Regions from separate parts of the Mus musculus genome. Here region 1 is linked to region 2. A link is a loop called in an ENCODE intact Hi-C map of the cell type or tissue named here. Cell type or tissue: left cerebral cortex. All regions are shown on one strand.

Region 1 (8,000 bases), 370 kb before region 2:
GAGCCACCAAGGACACCAGGCTACAGCAACTCAATTTCTCTGTGAGCCATCTCCAGGCAGCAAAGGGCATGGCATCCGCCACATCACCAAATGCTCACCGGCCACAGCAGACTACCTGTCACTAGCCCACCAAGTAAAACCCACAACAGCTGTCTCTCAGGGAGGAACCAGAAATACAGCGATCCCTCGGCTGGAAGCCAGTGAACAGGGCCAGCTTACCTCTGTCCTTCCGACTAGGACAAGAGGGTGGGAAGTCGGGGAACACTGTCATTCAGCAGGATGTAAACTGTGGACTGCTGAACTCCTGGGCATCCCCTGCCTCTGCTCTTTAGTAACAACGCTTTCGGTGCTATTCAGTGACCACACACAGAGGTCCTTGCTAAGTGCTTTACGTAAAGTGTCACTAACACAGGTGCCATGAAGAAGCACATTATTGTCGTTTTTGAGAAATAAAGCAATGAATACTCAGGACGGTTTAAAAATCTCGCCTGAGGCCAAAAGAGCCATAAAGTCAAACTTCTCACTAAGCTTTTCCTGGATCTAGCATCTGCATTTAACCCTTTCCAGAAAGCATTCTTGCTGATGTCATCAGCTTCCTGGGTGTAAAGCAGCTGTGCTGGGTAGTCTGTGGTGAAGGGACTGGAGGAGAGGCCTCAGGGAGCACACCAAGTCTTACACAGATAAGCACTCAGCCAACTGCCTTCCCATTTGTTAACAGAGAAGCCCCGCCCCCTTTAACACCATTGCTCCAACCGTTTTCTGGGCCAGCTCATCAGTCAGTTGCTCGTTGGCCCTGGTCTTGTCCTCCACTTCTTGTGACTTCTGGTCGTAATTGACAGCCAGCTCCTCCAGGGCCTGGAGGACTTCTTTCACTTCGTCTTTAGCTGCCTCATTTTCGATCTGGAGGCGTGTCAGCTCCTCCTGGATCTTCTCATAGTCCCTTCTCGTGGAAGCCAGGAGCTGGGGCAAGGAGAAGGCCAGGTGAGTGCACTAATTATATGTCAACGACCTGCGCTCTCCCTGCACAAAGCAATTTTAAAACCAGATCCGGGAGAACAAGTTGGGAGCAGTCAGATTGTGGAGAACTCTCACCGTGTGTTACAGATGCTAAACACATTTTCAAGTGTTATTTCAAAAATCTTTTCTCTTTTTTACCTTTTAAGAATTTTATGCTCTAAGTCAGACTGAGACACACACACACACACACACACACACACACACACGTACACCAGGGCACTACAGCTGGTTGGCTTTTTCATGTTAAACAAAAGATGGGAGAACTGCTTTTAATGAGTGGCAGTACACTGGCAGAGCCGCTGGAAACAGTGCCACAATTTCATATTGTATTTAAGTTCATTTCAAAATCACCCAAACAGTACTTGAAATGAAGTTACTTTCCTTTACTGTTTATCAGAACTGTATAGAAGAATATACCCTAAAATCTATACACATGGTAAAATGAGGTCCTGGGTTTGTGGATGTTTCATGTAGCTGTTACCATTGTTATTGTCTGATTTCCTTAATGGACATTTATCAGTTTGCAAGGAAAAAATATTAAAGTCTGAATGGTAACAAAAGGAATTGATCCAAGGCAGCTGAACCACTCTTGGAGATGCAGAGTACATGTGGAAGCGGACAACAGGGAACATAAGTGGCCACAACCACAGCTAAGGTAGGAATCTATTAAACAGGGTTCACATGACTCCAAAGACACAGCCTGCCTCCCTGCAGAACCACACTCATTACACTGGAAAGATGATGGGAAGCAGAAAGGAAGGAAATGGTTACAGAGCTCCCTGGGTGTGGGGGCTGAGACTGGGACATCGATCTCTGCCACCTGCCGGCACTGTATAAGCCAACCAAAGGCACTTTAGCAACGAAGCATCTTAAAGCACAAAAGAGAAAAATACTTAGGTGATCTCAGCAAGAGAATGCTGTCTCTGGTAGATCGGCTGGCTGTGCTTGGCTTGGGTTCCTGTTTGTAAAATCCACTGCAGAACGGTGCAAAAAAGACATTTGTGGTAGAAATGAATGCCGGCGGGGGGCGGGGGGGTGCTGAAACCAGGTGGCCTCCTTTTTAGTGTACCAAATACAGAGTAGCAGCACTACGGCCCCAGCTGCCTTTCCTCTTTGATGGTCTACTTTTGATTTTGTTTGTGTATCCCCTGTAGGGCAGAACAGGAGGACACAGTCTATGCTAAAACACACACCAGCCTTTTGCAACTGCCAGGTTACGGAACCAGCCTAGGTGCCCATCAACAGACGACTAGGTAGAGAAAGTATGACAGACGTAGACGGGATGGATGGATGACAGGCAAATCAGCAAGTAGGTAAATATATGATGGGTAGGTAGATGACAGACAGACGATTAATAGATATATAAATACACACAATGAAGTTTTACTTAGTAGTAAAGAAATAGGAGATCATGTCATTTGTAGGAAAGGATCTAAGACATCATCATGATAAGCAAAATAAGCCAGACTCAGGAAGACAAATGCCACGTACTTTCTGTTCTACATGGACTCTTGAGGGCTTGGGAAAGGAAACAGAGAAGCAGGAGAGGCCGGTGAGATAGGAGAGGCTAACGGGGTGAATATGATTAATTATACTCAGATGCCAAAAACCATTCTGTCTATGAGGCAGTTCGTAGAGGTGAAGTAGCCTAAAATAACGGGATGCTGCTGCAGAGACTGAGCAAGCACCACCCTCCCCGGGACAGAGGTGTCTGCCCGCCCCCCAAAGACTAAGTGCGGCACAGAGCAACCCTGAGGCTCAGAGTACTACAGAGTCAGGAGCTTGCTGGCTACACATTGCCACAACCAACCTTTAGCAGACCCTGAGAGAAGGGCGACCAAGAAATCTCCATGCGCTTTAAGGTTTTAAAAAAAGGCTATTTGGGGTGGGTGGCGAGTGGGTGGGGGAGAATGTGGGGGACTTTTGGGATAGTATTGGAAATGTAAATGAAGTAAATACCCAATTAAAAAAAAGAAAAAAAAAAGAAAAAAAAGGCTATTTGCAAACTGTATTTCTAGGACTAATATTATCAACGAAAAGTGATTGAGAGAGAGAAAAAAAAAAACCCCTCTGTAAAAAAGAATTCATTGTGTCTGTTACCTCATCCTGATCCAACATCTGTTGCTTCAGCTTTTCAGCCAGCTGGCTCTGCTGGTTAATTTCATCATCCTGAAATGAAACATCATGTTTAATTTTTAGTTAGTTGTGTCGGTTTTGACATCCTGGTTCCCCTTCCAGAATCAGACACCAAGAGGCCAGTCCCGAGTTCACTCATTAGATGGGGAAAGTGCAGCAGGGGCCATTCCAGGAGCTTGGTAATCTGCCGTGTAGAGTTCTTTCTAGGAAAGGTAACATCTGCCTGGAGAACCCAAATCCTGCCCATCCAGAAACCAGGGGTCTCATACTTCGGGACTGAAAGGGACTACAGAGACATCCTTCCCCAAATAAAGATGTAAACTGGCAAGCCCATCTGTGACCAGGAATGTTGCCAAGTGACGGGAAGAAAGGGCTACTACACCATGCCCATTTACTTAGAGTAAAAAAACTCGAGCTTCCGTGGAGTTTTCTCCAATAGACGGCCCTCTTGACTGCAACCAATAGTCTTGCCAATTGAAAAGCAAAACAAGCAAAGTCCTGCAGCCGGCTGGGTGAGCACACAGGAAAACGACAGCTCTCTTCACTGCCACTAGGTGTTGCTATTGAGAAAGCAAGAGTGCTCTGCCTGCCTCTCTCCCCCACCAGCAAGCCACCTCCAGTGAAGGACAGGCAGGCAGCAGGCTTGAGGCGGAACCACTAGGGAAGAATGTGGCCTTTCCTGCTCTGTTTTCATGATTTCAAAGGAAATTTTAAGCACATTCTGTGAAAAAAAAAATGACAATGTGGCTCCAGGCTCACATCTCCTTTCATTATAAAAGTCCTATTGGAATGCCCGTCTCGGCTGGCACCCCCAAGCAGTCAAATAACAGCTCAGTGTATTACATTGTCTTTGTGACAGGTTTTTTCCTCAAACACAAGTTTTTTTCCTCAAACACAGGTTTGTGCCAGTGTTTTCCTCATTGAAGGACCCTTCTCCTGCACTTTGGATCCGCTTCAGAGGTGAGGTGAGGCAGGTGAATGGCGGAGCCTGGTCACAGAACCTGTTTGCCACAGACATCTGCACCATGTATGGTGGAGTCTACGCCATCACCGGCACGGGATTAAGCGGATGGTGTAGCTGGTACCCTCCAGAGCACCAGCACTCTCACGTGTGCAGGGAAGGCTCTGCACACCCTCGTCCTGTGTCTCTGGTCTTTCCTATATACTCGATCTCACTAGTATGCTCAGGAAGCTCGTGTGCACTGAACTTTATACACCGATGTTTCTTCCATGGTGAATAGAATATTGATTATTTCCCTCCTTGCCAAATCCTTCTGGCAAAAAGAATCAGAGAAATTACAGCATAGCAAAACTGCCAAGAACTGGCGCTTGCACAGCTAACTCACTGTTTTCTAGGCCATGCTTTCCTTCAGCTTCATACATTTAGCATGTCAGTTACAAGGACCAATTTTATATTTCTGCTCCTCAGCACAAGAAGAGTAAAGAGCTTAAAATAAAAGACCCAAAAAGTTCAACCTCATCACTTCCCCGAGGCAACGAAGCAAAACAACCCAAAATCCACAACTGCCCCCAAGGGACGGACAAAAATAAGAAGGGACAGGGTGATGTGGCTTGAGCTTGCACACGGCACTCTTGGCAAAGCCTGAAGATGTAGCCTTCCTCCCCGACAGGTGACAAGCTAAGATGTGATGGGAAACCATCCAGAGAGTTAAAACAGAGCTCTCCGAGAAGGCAAATCAGTGCTTAGAGACAAGCCTTCGAGTAGGCTTGCCCCTTATGAGGGCAACCTTCTAAGGAATTAGTGTTGTCTATCTGATTTCACTGTAATTTCCTAGGCCTTTCTGAATAAGGTGTGCTTGCTGTACTTTCTGCACGTCGAGTGTATCTCTCAGGACATGTTTAAGCATGCTCACTCTGAGATAAAAGATTTCAAGGCACTTTTCAGAAATTAATTTCGTAGTTGGATTTTTCTTATACATGAAATGATACGGTCACCTCCGCTGTCAAAAAGTCACCAAATCTGGATATGTTTTTTGATAAACAGTCATTAGTACAGTATGTAGTCAACTTACAGTTCTTGAATTTACTGCCTTCCGTGAGCAACACAAAGCCACCGTGTATATTTTTACTCTAGAACCCAGCCTCCCACTGTACTGACAGCCTTTCACGGCCCCATATGAGGCGTCTTCTACATCAAGCAAAGAGAACCCACAGAGGAGACTGATGAGCAACCTGGTATTTACAGCATCCTGTTATCTACCTGGGACTTTTAGTCTCCATAACAATCTTTGAAGTGACATCTGTGAGCCCTCAGTTACAGATAAGAATAGCGTACAGGTAAGCACGGGCGTCGTCCCTGCGCCTCTTATCATTAAGCTGCAGGTCTACTACAAAGTGCGAGCTTCTCCATCAAGGATCAGGACCTTGCGTTTATCTCTTCTTAGACCCATGAGGAATAGCACAGAGGGATTTGGAGAAACTATGTAATCTTTCTCCCACTGTGTCCTAGAAAGACGTACTGAGCCTAACCAGTTCCTTGGTTAAAGGGCTAAGGCCAAAATGAAGTGAGTGTGGGGCTCAAGGTCAAGAGCTAGGAAAACACGCTCCTGCTCTGTCAACTACAGGCTGTGAAAACTTAAGAAAGACATGCTACCAGCCAGCGAATGCCCCACTCCATCCCAGAGACTTCAATAACCGAAGAAGACACTGTGTCCCAACTCATGCATTCTCAAAGAATCTAAACATCTAAATCATTGGAAGCATGGGGCCTTCCTCTAGAGTCTGAGAGGTCACGTGAGAATGACGGCCAATAAGACACAGTCAAGCGGCACAGTAGACCGAGAGCTTTGATGTCCTCCGGGGCATCACCTCTGTGCTCCACTCTCTCCCATATCTCTCAGCATCATAGAACCAATTCTGACCTGTCATCCAAGAATCAGTACATGTGGGAATCTGTAAAGTGAGGAAGAGATTGCGTGTGGCTTTTCCTCACTGTTGAAAACAATAGCAGTTCTTTGGAGAAATCAATACGTTTGCAAAAACTATTAACTTACTATTGATCTACTTTTGCATTGAGGTGTTGAGTACAATTACCCAGGTTTAAAAAGGCAGGCGGGGGGGAGGGGGGCGGGGGGGGACTCAGCACGAAAGGCAAAGTACCCAGTTCTCATGGGTATCTTCTGAGATGTGTTTGTGGAATGGTAGGGTCACCCTGCTTTAATGTTTGGGTGACATATAACATGGAGAACCACAGACAAGCAAAGGAGAATCCTCAACCAGTCACATTCAGCTTGCAAAGGTGATAGCAGACTCTGGGCTGTAACCCAAAGACAGAGCCCTGTAAGATTAATGGTGGCATTCCCAGAACAAAACTATTACATCCGGGCCAGAGGTGTCCCCATAGCACCTGAGCCAAACCACCCCAAGAAAGATTAAACCAGACTGAAAATATCAGCAACCTTGATGAAATGAACTGAAAGCGCTTAGGATATCCCAAGGGCAATATGCCAGCATCACAGGGCGCACTGATTTAAGTTTCTGGGCCTCCGGGGTTCCTAAGTGGACTTTACTGGGGATGAGTGAGACCTGCTGTTCAAGGAATCTTTTCTCTAGTCACATGACTATTTGAGTTTGTCCTAGGAGAAAGCAACCCCAGTTAACATGGTCAAACTGCATCACCCATTAGTCTGCCTCCGGGAAGAGCTTCACAAGGAGAGAGGGGTCAGTCATTAAAGTGATTAGGTCCGAGCTCAGGGCCATGCAGCTATGTGATCAGCCTCACACTTGAGCCAAAGGAGTCGCCTGAACCTAGTGGGGCTGCTACTGTTGACTTCTCTGAGAAGAGAGGGGAAAGGCACGGAGAAGGAAGGAGGAGACAAACACACCCACATACTCTCACACTGCCGTCCTCTTCTGCAATAATCTACCCAGATTTCTGGAAGTGAGGTCTTGTCTATCTAGACCAACTCTCCCCTCCCCCAGCTCTTTTTGATTATAACTTTCTGTAGTAATCAAGCTAGAAAACAGATATCAGGAAGATATACATCAATAATGGTCTGCAGCCTACCTCAGCTCCAGGGGGTTGACTGCAAGTGCCACCTTCAGTCTTTGTACCAGAGTGAAGACTACCAGTCTCTGGCTAATGTATACAATAGGCACACAGGAGCTGCCTTCTGAGAGAGCACTAACCCCACGAGGCAAGGAAAAACAGGATAGAAGCCTACCATCTCTATCTTCATTTTGTATCTCTCTTTACTTTCTGCCAGTCACCTGATCAACTCCGCAGAGAAGCAGAGTTAATACTCAGGGAGGGCCTATCTAAAACGCATGATACCTAGCCTATCAAATCCCCTTTCAAGGCACATGGTACAAAGAGTACCTGAAGGTCTGTAGCTGGTAACCCAAACCTGTAGTGCCCTTGCATTCCAATAACAACAGACTCTGGGAGACACGTTATCACAGGGCGAGAGCAGTCTTCAAATGGCAGCTCTCCGGGCAGTTAGGAACTGACATGTCCACACAAGCAATAGTTCTTGGAAGCATCCAGTAGAACCAAAACTGAGGCTATCCCCACACACTGCCTACCATCCCAATGTCTCCCCTATTTAAACATAATGCTCAGGTCTGTGCCCTGCAGATGGGGTTGGGGTCATGGAGCCCCTTCCACATTCTTCCCCCTGATGTGGCAACACAATCAACTCTTCCTCTTATCTCTTCACCATTAGGAGATAACTTATCTCTTTAACTGGCCCACTGGGGCTGAGTGGCGTCTTTCGGGCCCACGGAGATGGGGCGCCTGCTCTGAACCACAGACCTTATCATCGAGCTGTCGGTACAAACTGGTGATCTCCTCGTCATACTTCTCCTTCTCGGCAGAGATGCCGTCC
Region 2 (8,000 bases):
ACTTTCTCTAGCTCCTTCATTGGGGACCCTGTGCTCTATTTTGATCCTTCTTAGAATGGGGAACAAAATACCCATGGAAGGAGTTACAAAGTTCAGAGCAGAGACTGAAGGAAGAACCATCCAGAGACTGCCCCACCTGGGGATCCATCCCATAAACAACCACCAAACCCAGACACTATTGCGGATGCCAACAAGAGCTTGCTGACAGGGGGCTGACATAGCTGTCTCCTGAGAGGCTTTGCCAGTGCCTGGCAAATACAGAAGTGGATGCTCACAGGCATCCAGTGGCTCATGCTTTTAATCCAGCACTGTGATGTAGGAAAGCCTAGTCTGCATGGAAATGTAGCATAGCCAGAGCTACATAGAGAGAGCCTGTCTCAATTTTTTAGAAAAAGAAAACAAAACAAAACTCTGTGTGTGTTGCCTGCCCATCACTCCTTCCTCTTGGTTTTTTGTTTATTTTGTTTGATTTTTTAAAATTTGTTTTGTTTTTGAGGCAGGGATTTCTTTGTGAAGCCCTGGCTATCCTGGAACTAGCTCTGTCTGCTTGTTTCTATCCACAGAGTGCTGGGATTAAAGCCACACACCACTTTAAGTAGGGATTATTTAAGTAATCTCCGTGTATTAGATCTGCCCGAACTTCTTCCTGCTGAGGGGAGGGAACAGAGTCATAGACAAAAGCATGACCCAGTGTCATTGCCTTCCGGGAAGAAAAGAATTTATTAGAATCTGGAACATTCCCCTTGCAAGCAGACTTGGTTTTATTTTGTTTATTTTGAAATGTTAATGTGACTCAAAGACACAGATGTCTTGAAACAGAAAGAGTTAGAAAGAAGGAAGGCTCCCAGCACTTGGAAGGTAGAGGCAGGCAGATTTCTGAGTTTGAGGCCAGCCTGGTCTACAAAGTGAGTTCCAGGACAGCCAGGGCTATACAGAGAAACCCTGTCTCGAAAAACAAACAAAAACCAAAAAAGAAAAAGAAAAGAAAAGAAAGGAAAAGAAGAGAAGAGAAGAGAAGAGAAGAGAAGAGAAGAGAAAAGAAAAGAAAAGAAAAGAAAAGAAAAGAAAAGAAAAGAAAAGAAAAGAAAAGAAAGGAAAAGAAAAGAAAAAAAGAGGGCAGGCTAGAGCTTTTTCCTGTTCACCAATCACCAAATTCAGAGGGTGGGGGGCGGGGCACATCTACCCTCCTGCAGCTTCCTAGGTGGTACATGGGGGACTTTAAAGTACCCAAGCCAGTGCCTTCTAGGAAGAGGTCCTGAGACAGACCCTGACACCCAGGAGCTTAGAACCCCGCCAAGGCACCTGGGTGTTTGGAACCGCTCGACTTCAGGAAAGGAGGGAGATGCAGCCACAGTAGAACGCACAGTTCCCTGCATCTGAGGCTGTGTTCTGCCATCCAAAGTGCTACGGCAGCGTCTTCCACTGAAGGCATGAAAGCCTCCCTTGTCTTCAAAGTTAACTATTTCCTGAATCTCATTTCCACATGTTCTTGTGTTTAGAAAACGGAGAGGTTCGCTTCATCTTGGTGCTGTCACGAAGATGAATACAACCTCATGGCCTCCCCCAGCTAGGCGTGGCCTTTGGAGGTGAGTTTTGGGCCAACCAGAAGCTAGGGAGCACAGAGACAGTTTGTTAGAAGTACGTGGTTAGCTGGGTCTGCAGGCCTTTTACCTGTCTTGGGCCACTCTGTGGTCACTTGAGACTCCTAATGAGCCTAAACTGGATGGCTTTCCAGATCATGGGACCAACAGGCAACTTGTACTCTTATTCATGGGTAGAGCTTAGGAACGGCCCTGACTTTGACAACACAGGGCCTTAATCTCTCTTTTGGTCTCCAGGAGTCATCTTCTTAGTGGCTCCCCAGAGCCTCATCAGACCTTCTCAAACTTCTCCACTGAAGTAGCCCTGACAAGAGTGAGTGTGTGCCCCCAAGCAACTGATAGGAAATTTCTTTCAAGTGCCTTTTCTATCTTAAAAATTCATGTGAATTTTGCATCTGGCTTTATAATCTATTCATGCTTGTTTTTAACATAAATATATTATTTCCTTGACGTATTCAAATAATATGACAGTTCAAGGAAGCTGCCAGCAGAGGGGGGCTGGGTGGCAATCGAGTGGAGAGGAAGAATGCTCAGGCCTCACAGTCGACGCCTTGGCTAATTCTCTCCCCAGCACAGCCTTTCAAGTAGAAGGTTAGAAGAAATCTATTTATAATAAAAGAATTAAGGTGCTTTCAGCCTTTATAGAGCATACTGTGAACACTCCTACAACCTTTTTCTCTAAGAAAAACCCTGGAAAGGAATATCTGTGTTGCCTTAATTCTCAATGGCCTTACTCTGTCTGGCTATCATTGTCCCCTGCAGTCTGTGAGTTCTGTCCCCACTCTATGGTCACTTGCCGATACTGTCTCTATGACGTACATAGAGAATGGCAGCCTTCTGTCCAGACCCCATTCTGATAATTACATGCAAGCTATCCTAGTTTGCTTTCTAACTATTCTTTCTTTCTATACACTATGACCAAAAGCAACATGAGGAAGAAAGGATGTATTGCATCTTACAGCTTAGAGCCCATCATGGAGAGAAGCCAAGACTCAGGGCAGGAACCTGGGTGCAAGAACTGAAGCAGAACCATGGAACACTGCTCACTGGCCTGCTCTTTTGGGCTTGCTCATCCACATTTCTTACACAACTCAGGACCCAATGCCCAGGGATGGCATTGCCAGCAGGAGGCTGGGCTCTCCCACACTAATCATTAATCAAGAAAATGCTCCACAGACGCATACAGGCAATCCATTGGGGGATAATTCCTCAACTGGGGTTCCTATTCCCAGATCACGCCAGCTTGTGTCAAGTTGACCAAGAACCCTAGCCAGCACACAAGCTTTGTTTGGAACTCAACTCTGTCTTAAACCAAGAGAAATCTCAGGAGAACCTGGCCTGTTAAGGTCCTGCCCTGGTCTTGAGGCCCTGGCTTAATTTCATGGGGGACTTTTTTGTGTGATGGGGCCATCTGCTGGTGGCCAGATGTTCAGGACTGTTTGAATAAAGAGAGGAGGCCATGAAGTGCTTCAATTTAGTGCCAAGACGGGAGCTGGATATTGTGGTCTCATCTTGTAAATGAGAGGGTGCACTGAAAAGCAGCTGCCCACAGGCGGTCAAGAAGCTCCTGGCCATAGAGCCCTAGGAAACCCCAGTCCAGAGAATGTGGAGATGTTGCGAGGTCTGGATGCAAATCTCTGTCTTATGTTCACAGGGTATATAGGGTCCCAAGAAGAAGTCGGTGCTTCCAGAATGTCCCCAAGAGGCTTCTTAAGTAGCTGTGCTCAGCAACCAGGTGTCCAAACAGAGCATCCTAGAGCGGAGAATGGTGTTTCTCCTCGGGGAGACTCTAGCAGTATTGGAAAGTGGGCGGAACTCACAGATGAAGCGCAGGCAGAGGTTGTAAAGAACTGCAGTTTAATGTTTCTTTTTTTATGTGGCCTTAAAAACACATCCTCAAAGGCTTGGGGAACTTCAGAGGAAATTTTTGTCTATCAAGTATTTAGTCATGGGATCTTTCTTTCTAGTGTATGATCTAAAAACAAAACCAACCAAACAAGCTGGAGCTTGCACGACACACACAATTAACTTTCCCCTCCAGAGTGGTGTCTCAAGAGGTGACACAGCAACTCTAAGATGCTCATGATATCTTCAGAACCATCTGTGGGGATGACTGGAAAGCTGTTCCCAGTGACACTTGTGACTCAGCTGCTTGAATCACCCATCTTATTCTTTAGCTTTGTCTTGGAATAATTCTTGTTTGATTCCAAAGACACACCCATTGTCAAATAAGTATTATCTTTCATCAAGCCTGTTTCTCTGTAGACTATACACTTCTTGAATGGATGGAACATGTCTGGCTTATCTTTGGCCACTCAAGCCCTGGCCAGGTGCTTCAGAGATGCATGAATGGTATTTGTTTCTGTGATGGCTCACTCCCCTCCACTGAGATGTTGTATATGCTGTCTAACCCAAGTATCAAAGGGTTTGCCTCAGAGCATACACCTTTAGTCCCAGCACTCAGTAGAAGCAGATGAATGGATCTTTGTGAGTTTGAGGCTAGCCTGGTCTGCAGAGTGAGTTCCAGGACAGCTAAAGCTACACTGAGAAAAAAATCAAAACAAACAAACATTTACCTTTACTTCTCAGTGAATTAAGTAGGTAATCTTTACTCCAAAGAGTATTGCTTTAAATCTTCCCCCACAAAGCCCATGGTAGATGCCTGTGGAACCAGAGCTAACCTGTTCACTTTGTTCGTCACACAGATTGGGCCATCAACATTTTCTCCTACACTGCTCTTCTTTGGGAAAGCACAAAGTGAAGATGAAAGACACGTGGAAGAGGAAATTGGCACTTGATGGATTGAATATATAGTCACTTATTTATTACACTTCTTAGAATTTGGTATAATTGCTTTGACTTTTGCAAGCTGGGAGAAGAGATTTCACTAGATAATGCTCTCAAGTGATGGTTACCATACTGTGTGTGAAAGTGAAGGTTCTAAACAAAATACGTTAAAAAAAAAATAGTTCCAAAGAACTGAATGGGATCTGGAGACCAGTCCCTGGTGGGAGGAGGCTGGGAAGCTGGCAAGTATTCCTTGGCCAGACCTTAAGTCAAACTCTTTGCTCCTAGGACTGGGAAAAGATCAAGTCCATGTGCAGTTCAAAGCCTATAGATGCCTGCGGAGCTTTTCTGGGCAGAGATTTCCAGGGTGAGGATTGGTGGGATTTCAAGTCCTGAGCTTGGGGAGCTCAGGGATTGGTGGGTTTCTGTAGAAAGTTTAGGGATTGGTGGCCTTTTTTCCATCCTCCTTTCCCTGCATTGGGCCCATGGGTCAGGAAGGGAGGACCTTCCTGGGCACAGGCAGCCTTAGCTGAGGCAGAGGAGCCGCTGTGGGAGGATGGAGAAGAGGTGGCCCCTGCTTTGACAGTTCCTGTGGCGGTACCTCACGGCCCGTCCTGGACAACGCTTTTATGTGTACCATCTGCTTCTCATAAAACCCACAAAGGAGGAAGGGCAAATAGTAGTATGCAGGTTCAGACTAAGAGCAGGAGGCGTCCAAGCAGATCCCATGCTACTGGTGAATGGCAGTGCTTAGCATCAGCTCTTCAGGTCCTGGCTTAGCATCAGCTCTTCAGGTCCTGGCTCAATTCATGTTACTCTGGGCTTGACTAAAAGAGCTATAGAAGAAACTTATTTTTTAAATAAAAGTATCAGGCTTCATCTATCTCCTACTGGGGAAGTCATGTTCCTACTTTTTGGTTGCTAGAGCCAGAGTGGAACAAGAGGGACCAGGAGGACTCTTGTCAGAGCGGAGGTAAGAAGCACGAAAGCATTTTGTGTTTATCTGAGTGGTACAGGGGTTCCAAGCTGGCTTGTTTGTTTGATGCTGAGTATTCTAAGGGACCATAATATCATTGTAAATATGTAAACCCTGTGCATAGATGGGTCTGTGTTTCTCCCAAACAGCAATATTTTTTTAGCAATCGTTATTTCTATGAAAATGCAAAATCTTCTTTGATACATGACCAAGGGATGTCTCCAACCTCCCACCTCCTTCTTCACCCCACCCCTCTGAGAAGTAAGAGCCTTTTGTTCTTCTACCTATAGATGAGGGCCATTACAGAGGTGGAGATCTCAGGCTTGGACTGAATAGCCCTTGATGAAGGGGATTTGGCCCAGGCCAGAGAGGCAACATGAATTTAGAGGCAAGTTCTTAGGAAAGGGGAGGAAACACCAGGGCCTGCTTCCTGGAAGTCCTTCCTAGAGCTCAGACTGTGCTGGGCCTACCCAGCTGCTGCTGCTTCTATTTCTGCTGTGTGGGACAATGGCGTTGGCATCAGAAACTGCTTTGCGGTCACCAGTTGCCTCTGAATCCAATGTTGACATCACCCCTAGGTGACAAGGACCCTCTTGTGTATGTTGCCATGGCAACCGCCACACACTCCCAGCGTGCTCCTCACCTGTGTGACTCACCTGTGTGCGGTGAAGCATGTGACTACGTCACAGCCCAAATAAAAGGCAGAGACCCCCAACTCCTCGCCCCTTCTTTCCCTTCTTCTTCTCTTCCTCACTCCTCCCCCACCCCCAATAAACCTCTTCTCGTGGGACTGTGCTGGCTTGGTGTGATCTGTCCGGATATGAGCCGCCTTCTAACACAACATTTGGTGCCTTGACTCGGGGATTGCTAGTAACCACCCAGGTTTGCCACCAACTCTAAGCCAAGTGTTTCTCTGCTAATGCTAATGCAACCTGTCAAAGTCACTGAACAGTTAAGGTTTTTGGTGTATCCCTGCCTTGGTAAATGAGTTTTGCTACTGTCATTAGATTCTAGTGTACTCTCTTGTCTAACTCAGATATGACCAGTAGATACTGTTCTCAATCTTGTCAGAAGTCTGCCAATTATGAACATTTCAGCTTATGACAGACAGAACCTCCCAAAGCCTAACAAAAGATCTCAGAGGATAATGGACATAGCTACAAGAGACTGCCTGGATTGTGGTATGATAACCACCGAGTAACACTGTGGGCAAAACTGGATATCCTAAGAGTCAAATGCCTCATATTGCCTTAAGTCAAGGTGGGTCGTTTCTCATTTCACATGTGTCTATTCCACGGGGGGGGGGGGGGGGGAGCTCTCCACATTCTGGGCTTGAAGTTGCTATGGAGACCACAGGGACCTGGGAACTGTTTAGGCAGTGGACTATAGATGAACTCTGTCATTTTTAATTAATACATGGCTCCTAGATTATAATTTATTCTTCCCCAGATTTCTGACCTCATTGACAGCTAAGCTAACAGTAGCTTGACAGTTAGAAAACAGACCTAGCTCCTTACTACTACACTAATAAACTTGTTCACTGGCTAAGACTGCCAGGTTTCTTACAGACTTCATGACAAATGATGCACAAGTTCAGATGTAAGCTTTCACAGGTGTAACCTGTCACTTCCTTACCTGAGCTCAGTTTCCAGCAACTAACTGCTTCATATTTCCTCTTCTTGCTATCCCATTGTCCTAACACTGACCAGCAGAGTTCTTAAGTATTGGCCTAACCCTAATAAGACATTCCACTATACGATCCAATGTATAATCACAAATTCAAAATTTAAGTTTTCTTTTTTTTCTTCTATTTTATTTTATTGATTTATTATATATTTTATTTATTTATTTATTTATTTATTATATTACAGTAAGTACTCTGTAGCTGTCTTCAGACACTCCAGAAGAGGGCCATCAGATTTCGTTACAGATGGTTGTGAGCCACCATATGGTTGCTGGGGTTTGAACTCAGGACCTTTGGAAGAGCAGTTGGTGCTCTTAACCACTGAGCCATCTCGCCAGCCCCCAAATTTTAAGTTTTCTTGATTGTCTTTTAACTAAGTGTAAAGTGTTTCATGCTGAATCTATAATATAAGCTATCATACTCAAATATAAGTTTCATTTGATTGTACTTTAACTATAGACTTAAGGTGTTTCTCTTATGATCAACTATATTCACAAGGTCAAGGTTTTGAATATTCTTTGTCTCTAAATTATAAACTTAAAATTGTTTCTCATTATGTATATTCAGTTTCCTAGACAGAAGGAAAAAGCCCTTCTTGTTCCTTCTGCTCCACGAAAGGCTTAAGGTTCCCCATAAGCTCATCTTAAAGACTGTTCATATTGTTAACTCATGTTCTTATCTCCTCTGTAAACTCATAAGCTACAGGAAACCCACTCAGTTCTACCTCTCATGGACCAAACAGACTCCAGATAAGTACATCTGCTAGTCAATAGCCTAAAGTTCCCACTTCCTACCTATTTCAGGGGGAGAGATTCCTCTCCCTGGAATTGAGACTCACCCCCAACCACCAAGACCTAAGGGTTTCAATTTTTTTTCTCCCAAACACACTTAACTTTATTCTCTACCTATAATGTGTGTGTGTGTGTGTGTGTGTGTGTGTGTGTGTGTGTGT

Evidence for each region. Peaks named below come from ENCODE experiments on the same cell type or tissue, not always from the same donor. Only the 100,000 strongest peaks of a DNase experiment are listed, where the experiment ranks them.
Region 1: a loop joins it to region 2, with 5 times the contacts of the local background. A loop is called at or near these places in 40 of 42 quality-filtered maps.

What each region holds. Positions count from the first base shown.
Region 1 is chr2:49,723,077-49,731,076 of GRCm38, reverse strand. Kif5c (kinesin family member 5C) reads right to left here. Exons shown (of 26, transcript NM_008449.3): 12 at 7,928-8,000; 13 at 3,118-3,186; 14 at 754-960. Among named protein-coding and RNA genes, the nearest start is that of Gm46738, 20 kb to the left of the region's middle. In left cerebral cortex, CTCF peaks have their summits at 58 and 3,704 (motif pointing right); DNase peaks (open chromatin) are centred at 3,725, 4,229 and 4,457; H3K27ac peaks cover 1,616 bases.
Region 2 is chr2:49,354,017-49,362,016 of GRCm38, reverse strand. No RefSeq gene overlaps it. Among named protein-coding and RNA genes, the nearest start is that of Gm25215, 40 kb to the left of the region's middle. In left cerebral cortex, a CTCF peak has its summit at 3,024 (motif pointing left); DNase peaks (open chromatin) are centred at 3,038, 3,445 and 3,663.